Regions from separate parts of the Mus musculus genome. Here region 1 is linked to region 2. The links are chromatin contacts, found by Hi-C or POLR2A ChIA-PET in ENCODE. All regions are on one chromosome and are shown on one strand. Each heading gives the region's core, a stretch centred on a gene start or an enhancer-like site at or near the end of the contact. The rest is flanking DNA. Distances are from core to core; before and after follow the strand shown.

The links. Hi-C counts contacts between places; a loop is a spot of excess contacts on that map. ChIA-PET counts read pairs that join two places held with the same protein, here RNA polymerase II (POLR2A).
Region 1: a loop to region 2 is called in a map of heart, with 5 times the contacts of the local background. The contact joins the enhancer-like site here to the promoter of Itpkb in region 2. A Hi-C loop is called at or near these places in 12 of 37 maps with a recorded cell type or tissue (CH12.LX, T-helper 17 cell, heart and 1 more). POLR2A ChIA-PET finds 5 or more read pairs at or near these places in 2 of 5 experiments (Patski and embryonic stem cell).

The regions. Positions count from the first base shown.
Region 1 is chr1:180,364,282-180,368,097 of GRCm38, reverse strand. All of the region lies in intron 2 of Itpkb (inositol 1,4,5-trisphosphate 3-kinase B), which reads right to left. Among named protein-coding and RNA genes, the nearest start is that of Itpkb, 36 kb to the right of the region's middle. Within about 2 kb of position 2,448, at least 3 of the 3 ENCODE cell types and tissues checked have a DNase peak (open chromatin) inside an H3K27ac peak, as active enhancers do; they include heart and left cerebral cortex, where a contact is called at or near this core.
Region 2 is chr1:180,328,403-180,331,999 of GRCm38, reverse strand. It overlaps Itpkb (inositol 1,4,5-trisphosphate 3-kinase B), which reads right to left and starts at 1,524. Exons shown (of 8, transcript NM_001081175.1): 1 at 1,221-1,524. It also overlaps the pseudogene Gm5069.

The DNA.
Region 1 (3,816 bases), core at 1,199-3,698, 35 kb before region 2:
GCCAAGGACGCACAATGCTATAAGTTTTTCTCCGGGTGCCTTGAACTCTCCGTGGCCCTCTGGCCTCCTCCTACCCCCCCCCCCCATAAGGAAACAACCCTGGCTTTTTAACATGCTGATAATAAGGGCCTGTTAGGCCAAGGAGGAGGACACAGTGTCAGCCAAGAGGAAAATACTCAGTGGCCATTTGCTTAGTTGGCAGGATGGTAGGAGCAGGAGCCCCCTGCCACAGCCCTGTGACAGAGAAAAGGAAGGGTGCCAGCCTGGGGCAGCAGAAACTCAGGCCGTGGCTCAGAGAATCATCCCTGGGGGTGTTTGCAGCAGCCCCTCCCAATCCCAAACTGCTGAGACCGTTGCCTATACCAAAGGGGTAGGGAACTCAGCTAAGAGATTGGCTTGCCTCCAGACAGCCTGTGTTCAAACCAGAGTTTCCCCCCACATTTAAGTTATCCAGCCTGTGTCTCGTTTTCCTTGTCTACAGCAAGAGAGATACATTAATAAGCACTTACTTCATGGGGTCATTTTGAGAATTAAATAAGCTAAAATATCCACAGCATTCAGACCACCACCATATATCTGTTATTCTCCATTATCTTTCCCTGCAGCCTTTTCGTATAGGCCTTACTGGGAAAGTCTCCAGAGACTTGCACCACATATGCAAGGCCATATGCAGCACCCAGTCCCCACGGGAGGAGCTTTCAAGGAAGATAAATCTCTTGCCTAAAATTCTATCACTGATTGGCTAGGCTGGGAGGGAAAACTTGGCCTGTGACCTTAGCTTTCTTCTTCCCATAAATGCTTGACTGCCCCAGGAATACCAGCTTGGACTCTTGCAAGATGGAGCAGTAGCTTAGAAGAGAAGGCAGTAGCCATGAGAGAGGCAGTTAATGCAAGAGACCCAGGCACCTTGCCACGGTCTATGGGCTTCTAGCACTCACAGCCTGCCTTCAGACTCCAACCTAGGGCATCAACCCTGGCAGGAAGTAACCATCCAGCAGGCAATCCAAAAACAGTTCTGTGGATCTAAACTCAGACAAAATGTCTTCCTCTGTCCCAGGAGTCTAAGGATACTACTGCTCACGTTACATTATTCCACGCCCAAGAACCTCGAACACTTTTGGTGCCATGATCAAAAGCCAGCTGGGCTGTGTATCCAAGGGAGAGTCCCTGCCATGTAAGGTCGGGTCCTCCTGGGAGGTGTATCACAGCTATAAAACCCCAACCAAGAATGTTTGTGGGGCTCCGTGTGTTTACACTTCTTGCTAACAGATCTACTTTAAAAACTTGACCTTCCTCGCCTCTTTCTCTTTAAAGATCCACAGCGCTCGCTCGGCAAACTGTCAAAAAGGCAGGGTGGGGTGAGAAGAGTGTTCCTAAAGCCAACCCCTAACCAGGCTTGGAAAAAAAAAGCACATCTCAGAGACACTCACTCACCCCCATCCACCTGATTGTGAACAGAGCAAGTGAAACCTCCTGGCTCCTCACCACATCGTGGTGGCCTAATTCTGCTGAAGTCAGAAGCATCAGCCAGTTCCTGTTCGCCAACGGCTCCCTGATCAGAAGGACCCATCTAAGCCCCATGCACACACAGAGAGAATACCAGCAAAGGCAGGAAATGCTTGGCTGAAAGAAGGCAGAGACAGAGAGGTAACATTTGTTCCATGTTGTGCCGGGCAACTGCTCTCTCAAGAGAAAGATCAGTTTATGAGCTCATGGCTGCTCCTGCTGCAGGGCTACAAGATCAAAAAAAAAAAAAAATCCTTTCTGCTGGACTGTCCATATTCCTTGTGGGACCTCAGTACAGCTGTCGCAAAGCGCTGGCCTTATATCTTCAGAGAGGGCTGGATTGACCGAACCGGCATAGTAAAAGCCTAGACTTAATTCAATCACCTAATCTTACGATTCAATGATTCAGCTCCAAGAACCACTGAACACACCGGGCAGGTGGTAACAAGGACCAATCACTCGTATCTTTCCCGCTTTGCCAGTCTAGAGCCCTGCTTTCCGGTCTTGTCCTAACCTTATGGAAGTAGGAATTCGATTGTTATTCCTTTCTAATTATTCATCTTTCCCTGCAATAGATTAATCTATACTAACCCTATGGAAGAAATCTCTGAGTTAGTGTAACCTGAAGATAGTGATTTATTTCTGTAACAGTAAGATATCTAAACCAAATGTGCTCTGTGTTTCTGTAGCTAAAACACTGAGGTCTAACGGGTCTGGAGATTCCACTTTGTTTGCCAAAGCCTAAGTGTGTATGTTTAAATGAGAGAAAGTGATTACGACGAAAAAACGGGGAATGTCTGAGTGGGTGAACGAAAAAAAAAAAAAAAAAAGAAGAAGAAGAAAAGAAACAGTTGAGATATTGCTAGAAAATCTGACTGCACGCATAGTCCTGGCGCCCACGCACGAGAAGGGCGGAGTGCCAGCATCCTGGGGTGAAGTGCTGAGCTTTGCAAAAACAAAGGCGCTCTGCGCAGGGGCCCTTGAGGCTAGCCTACATTTCTCGCTCCATATTTACAGACATAGGTAAATTAACCGATACATCTAAGGCCCTTTTACCCTAGCCCAAGCCGGCTTGAGTTGCCGAGCTCAGGGGGAAAAGGAATCAAGACCCAGATATGCTCATACAGGGTGGGCACTGCAGATGCCATTTGCCAGCAGCGCAGCCAGGTCCGCAAGCCAGTCGCCCTGTAGGGGAAGAGTGCCACCGCTGCCGCCGCCGTGCATGCGCAGCGGTCACGTGATGTGGAGGCGGCCCGTTACCTAGGCAACAGGGGGCCTGACCCGCTCTATGGCACTCTGGGTGCCTGCTCTCTAAGTGGGAGGAACAGAGCACAGCCCTTGCACCATGTTGTGGGAAATAACTGTCCCATCGCGGCCACTTCCGCTGGTGTTAGGAGAATGGATGTGCTTGTGTTTGGATATTCCTATTTATAGAATAGGTACAGTACTTTCGTATTTTTTTGAGGGGCTGGGGATTGAAGGGGACTTGTGCATATTAGGAAAGGGCTCTGTCACTGAGCCACGCCCATTTTTCCTTTTCTTTCTTTCTTTCTTTCTTTCTTTCTTTCTTTCTTTCTTTCTTTCTTTCTTTCTCCTTTCTTTTTTTCTTAATGAGACAGCGTGTATAGCCCAGGCTAGTCTCAAACTGGTGATCCTCCTGCCTTACCTAAGGACTGGAATGGATTATAGATGTGCATCACCATAGGGACTTTTGGGACAATTGCAAGGGACAATGTAAGCCCTTAACTCTCAAAGACTTACATCTTCTTTTTGCTTTTTAAGTGGCCAGATTCAACAACTTTTGGGGCCAGGACTGCTGTTTCTGTTTTTTGTTTTTTTAAAATCTTCATTTCTCAGGGTGCTACACTGTCTTACTCCACTGACAGCTTACAAAGGCCATGGATTTCTGCATTTAGTACCGTAGTCCTGAAACTTCTATTCCCCAGATCTCATAGGACCCATGTCTAAGTACCGTTTGCTTGTCTATTTAGACTTTAATAATGCAGTCGCAAACTGAAAGCAGTGTACCTTCTCAGTAATGAAAATGGGGCTACTCTACTAATTAGCAATAAATGCTAACAGGACAAGTACTTCAGAATGGTTAGCATGCCATAAAGTCACATTACTAATTATTAACTCAGTAAATTAGTTCTCCAATGTAATTATACATGGCCACAAAAGCACTAACGTGACTTATCTCTTAAAACATTATATAATCTAGGCTAGCCGCTGCCGACACAACTGGTCGCTGACAGTTTCTTGTGTACGCTGCAATGCGTATTTCCTGTATTAACTGTGTGTGCGCTACTG
Region 2 (3,597 bases), core at 275-2,774:
GCTGGGGACGGGGTGCCCCTGGATGTCTAGCCTACAGGAGTTGTGATGCTCAGTGAGGAGGCAAGCCGGGCCGCCTCGATATGGCCTCTATTGGTATTTTCCGGCGGTGGTCCACCTCCCCCAGCTTGTGATACACTCCAAGAACACCTAGAATCCCAAATTCTGAAATTAGTCTCGGTAGCCACGCGGATGGCCGAGGGAGGAGGTGCAACTCGCTGGTTCCCTCCTCGAGACTGGCCAGGTTTCCTTGGCCAGAGCAAACACCGGCTATCGAGGATGACAGGCAACCCTGCTCCACCCTCTCAGGACATCAGAGGCCAAGTCACAGGGAACCTGACCCGGACCTGCCTTCCCCAAACCGCTGCTGGAGCCGAGACCTGGAAGGGGACTTGTGTGCCCACCGTTTTCTTTCTGATCCTGGTCTGGGGCTATGCCTCTCGGCCTATGAAAGGCCGGGAAGAGCGCGGGGGTGGGTGGGGGTGGGGCAGTCCAGGCACTTTTCAGCACTAGCCTTGATGTCTGTCTGTCTCCAAACAAGTGTGTTTTGTGAATGTGGGCACGCGTGCGCGCCAGGGAGCAAACTCTGCAGTATCCAGCACTGGAATCAATCCTGGTGGCTCCCTACTGTCCCCTCAGACCCTGCAGCGAGTGTGTGTGTGTGTGTGTGTGTGTGTGTGTGTGTGTGTGTGTTTGGGAGAGGGGATGCATGTCCGCAGCTACTCAGCCCTGCGCGCATCCTGTTAGCGAGGACCCAGCTGCCCCCTCCGGGACCCACACCCCTCGGAGGAACTCTGGGCTTGCTTGCACAGTTGCAGCCCGGAGGCCTTCTAATTGTGCAGGCCTGAGAATTTGCAGCCCTTCGGGGTCCCGCAAGCTAAGCCCCGGAGCAGCGCGGCCGGCCGAGGGCAGGGCCTCGCGCATCCCGGGCAGCCTCGCCTGGCGCCAGGGGAGCCGCCGGGCAAGCCGAGCCCCAGACGCCCGCAGCGCGCCGGGGAGGTGGTGGCGGCGCAGCGGCCCGGAAGGCGATGGGAAAGTCGAATCGCCTCCTCTGCCCCCAAGGCCACGCCACGCTACCGTCCCAAATCAGCCTCCCTTCTCCGTCGTTCTAGCCCTCACCTCCGTGCTGTGCTCGGACCCCGGAACACCCAGAGGAACCCCAGCACAGATGGAGCGGAAAGAGGGTTCAGAGACGAGGGCCAGGAAGGAGCCGCCACGCTTACCTGCAATTGCTCAGACTTCCAGGTCCCGTGCAGGCGACATGCCCCGGGGACTCCGGGCTCGTACAGACCAAGTGGCTTAAAGTTTTTTTAAAAAAATAAAAAAGCTCCCAAAGGGTTTCCGCAACAACTTATGGAAGACGGAAAAAGTGGGGTGCAACGAAGCTGAATGTACCGGCGCAGGGACTAGGCGATCCCGGAGGGGACACCGCCAGGCCGACCCTGCGTTGCTCTGTGCTTGGTTGGAGACACTACCGCTGTCAGCGTCTGCTCCCTGCTACTTCAGTGTTTGTTCAATGTAAGATTTAAAAAAAAAAAAAAAAGTTGGGGGTTGAGGGAGGAGGCAGAGAGGCGGGGGCTTGGGGGAGGAAAGCAGGAAGGAAGTTGTGAGCCTGTCTGGGGTTGAACTCAGCGGAACAAGTTTTTCTTTTCTTCTTTTTTTTTTTTTTTTCTATTGCTTGGCAAACCGAGGGAGGGAAACACTTAAAAAAAAAGTTTCCATTGTTAGCTAACAAAAAAAAAAAAAAAAAAAAAAAAGACTTTAACTTCTGCGGGTTAAAGATATACGATTTATTTTCCATCCCTCGACCAAGGTTTGCTGGTGTCTAGTTTTATGAAGCTACGTTTGAAAACTGTTTTTAATAAAATTTTGAGTGTGCTAAACAAAGCTGCTGGGGGGGGGATTTTTCTAGCATCGAAAGAGGGGTAATATTCTGCCTAAGCAGAGGGTGTACTTGTACTACAATAGGCAACTTTTTACAAGGTATATTGCATATATTGCAGGGCATTTCCTTGCACAGTTTTAGGTTTTAATGCACCATGGTAGAATTTTGGAAGACTGGTTGGACTGTGAGCTGCTGAGTGTCTTGTAGGCTAGATGTGTGAAGGAGCTCTGCATTAAGCAGTTATCTATAAACGCACACAGAGGCTGTGCTGTTCGCGTATTTTTGCACTCAACTCTCAAAAAGTTATTTTAAGAAAAAGCATAGTCCTGGGGCTGAGGCCCGATCAATGTCTTCAACCACTTGCTCAGTCTCCTGTGAATTTACTCCTGCGTTTTCAAGGGTTCTACTCTACCCTCAAATAAAGGGGGGGGGGCACCAGGCAACACTGGAGGGCGGGGGACACTCCCTGCCCCCATACACACACACTTAAGCCCCACCCGGCACTGCAAGCCTGTTTTGCATAATTCCCTAAATCTTAAACTCTAGCGTTTAGTGGAAACAGGGAACACAGCTGCGAGGTTTAGGAGATTTAAGAATCCTAAGCTTGTATCCGCCCATATATCCTGATTAGCCAAACCTCGGATGGAAAACCTGACCGCCTGTAGCAAGCAGACAGCTTACTTGTTTATGTAACAATACCGTTGAAGTGAGCAAAGCAACCTGCAGCTTGGTCAGGAAAAGACTCAAGCAAATTTGAAACCAAGAGCCCTTCCAGCCAAGAATTCCTGGAATCGGACAAGTCCTTTCTGGTTTTGTTTTGTTTTGTTTTTGTTTTATTTTTTATTTTTTTTAACATACCCTGGAAGGCTTGAATCTGGTTTCCCTCTCACCCTCAATGGGGCTGAATAAAGATGCCTGTCCTGTGTGTGTTCTAGTATTACCGTGAGACAAAGAAGCCACCTCTATCTAGACTCCCTCCTTTGGTCCCTAGTGGCAAGAAGAGGAGTTACTCAAGCTATGAAGTCTAATCTGAGAGGTGATAAATGCCTCAGTAGAAGCAACTGAAGAGCCTAGCAAAGCTCCCACAAATCTCTACCTTGCCGGCCCCTGAGAAGCTGTTCCTAGTTGCTATTGTCTCTTGTAGGTGAGTCAGTCAACCTTCCCTAGTGAGAAATGAAGGCTGCTGGAACATGCCCTTAGTCTCTGAGTAATCCTTGGCCAGTCAGCTGCTGTCAGACAGGACATGGAGATGGAACTTCTGGCTTGGATGTAAGGGAGACAAGACGATAGTCCTAACCATGACACTGAGAGGGTTTGGCAGGGTTTAAGTCCCCAGATTGGAAGTCAGCACAGCAGGCTTTATATCCTACCATAGAATCTAGCTGGCTCCCACAACGTAAAGCAAAAGTTAACACTTCGACGTAGTGTTTGCTATTTCCAGACACTGGTTTAGGCACATTTTGAATATGTATACAGGACTAAGGACATAGTATGGGTAACAGAATGCCTTCCTAACATGCACCATGCCCTGTGATTGGTCCTCAGCACCGCACAAGCCAGGCTTGTTGGCCTAGTGACACGAACCTGTAATCCAGCACTGTAGTGGTGGAGGCAGGAGGATGAGAAGTTCAAAGTCACTATTAGCTACATCAAGAGTTTGAAAGCATCTTAGGCTATCTGAGATCCTGTCTCAGCAATCCCTCCTTACCTCTAAC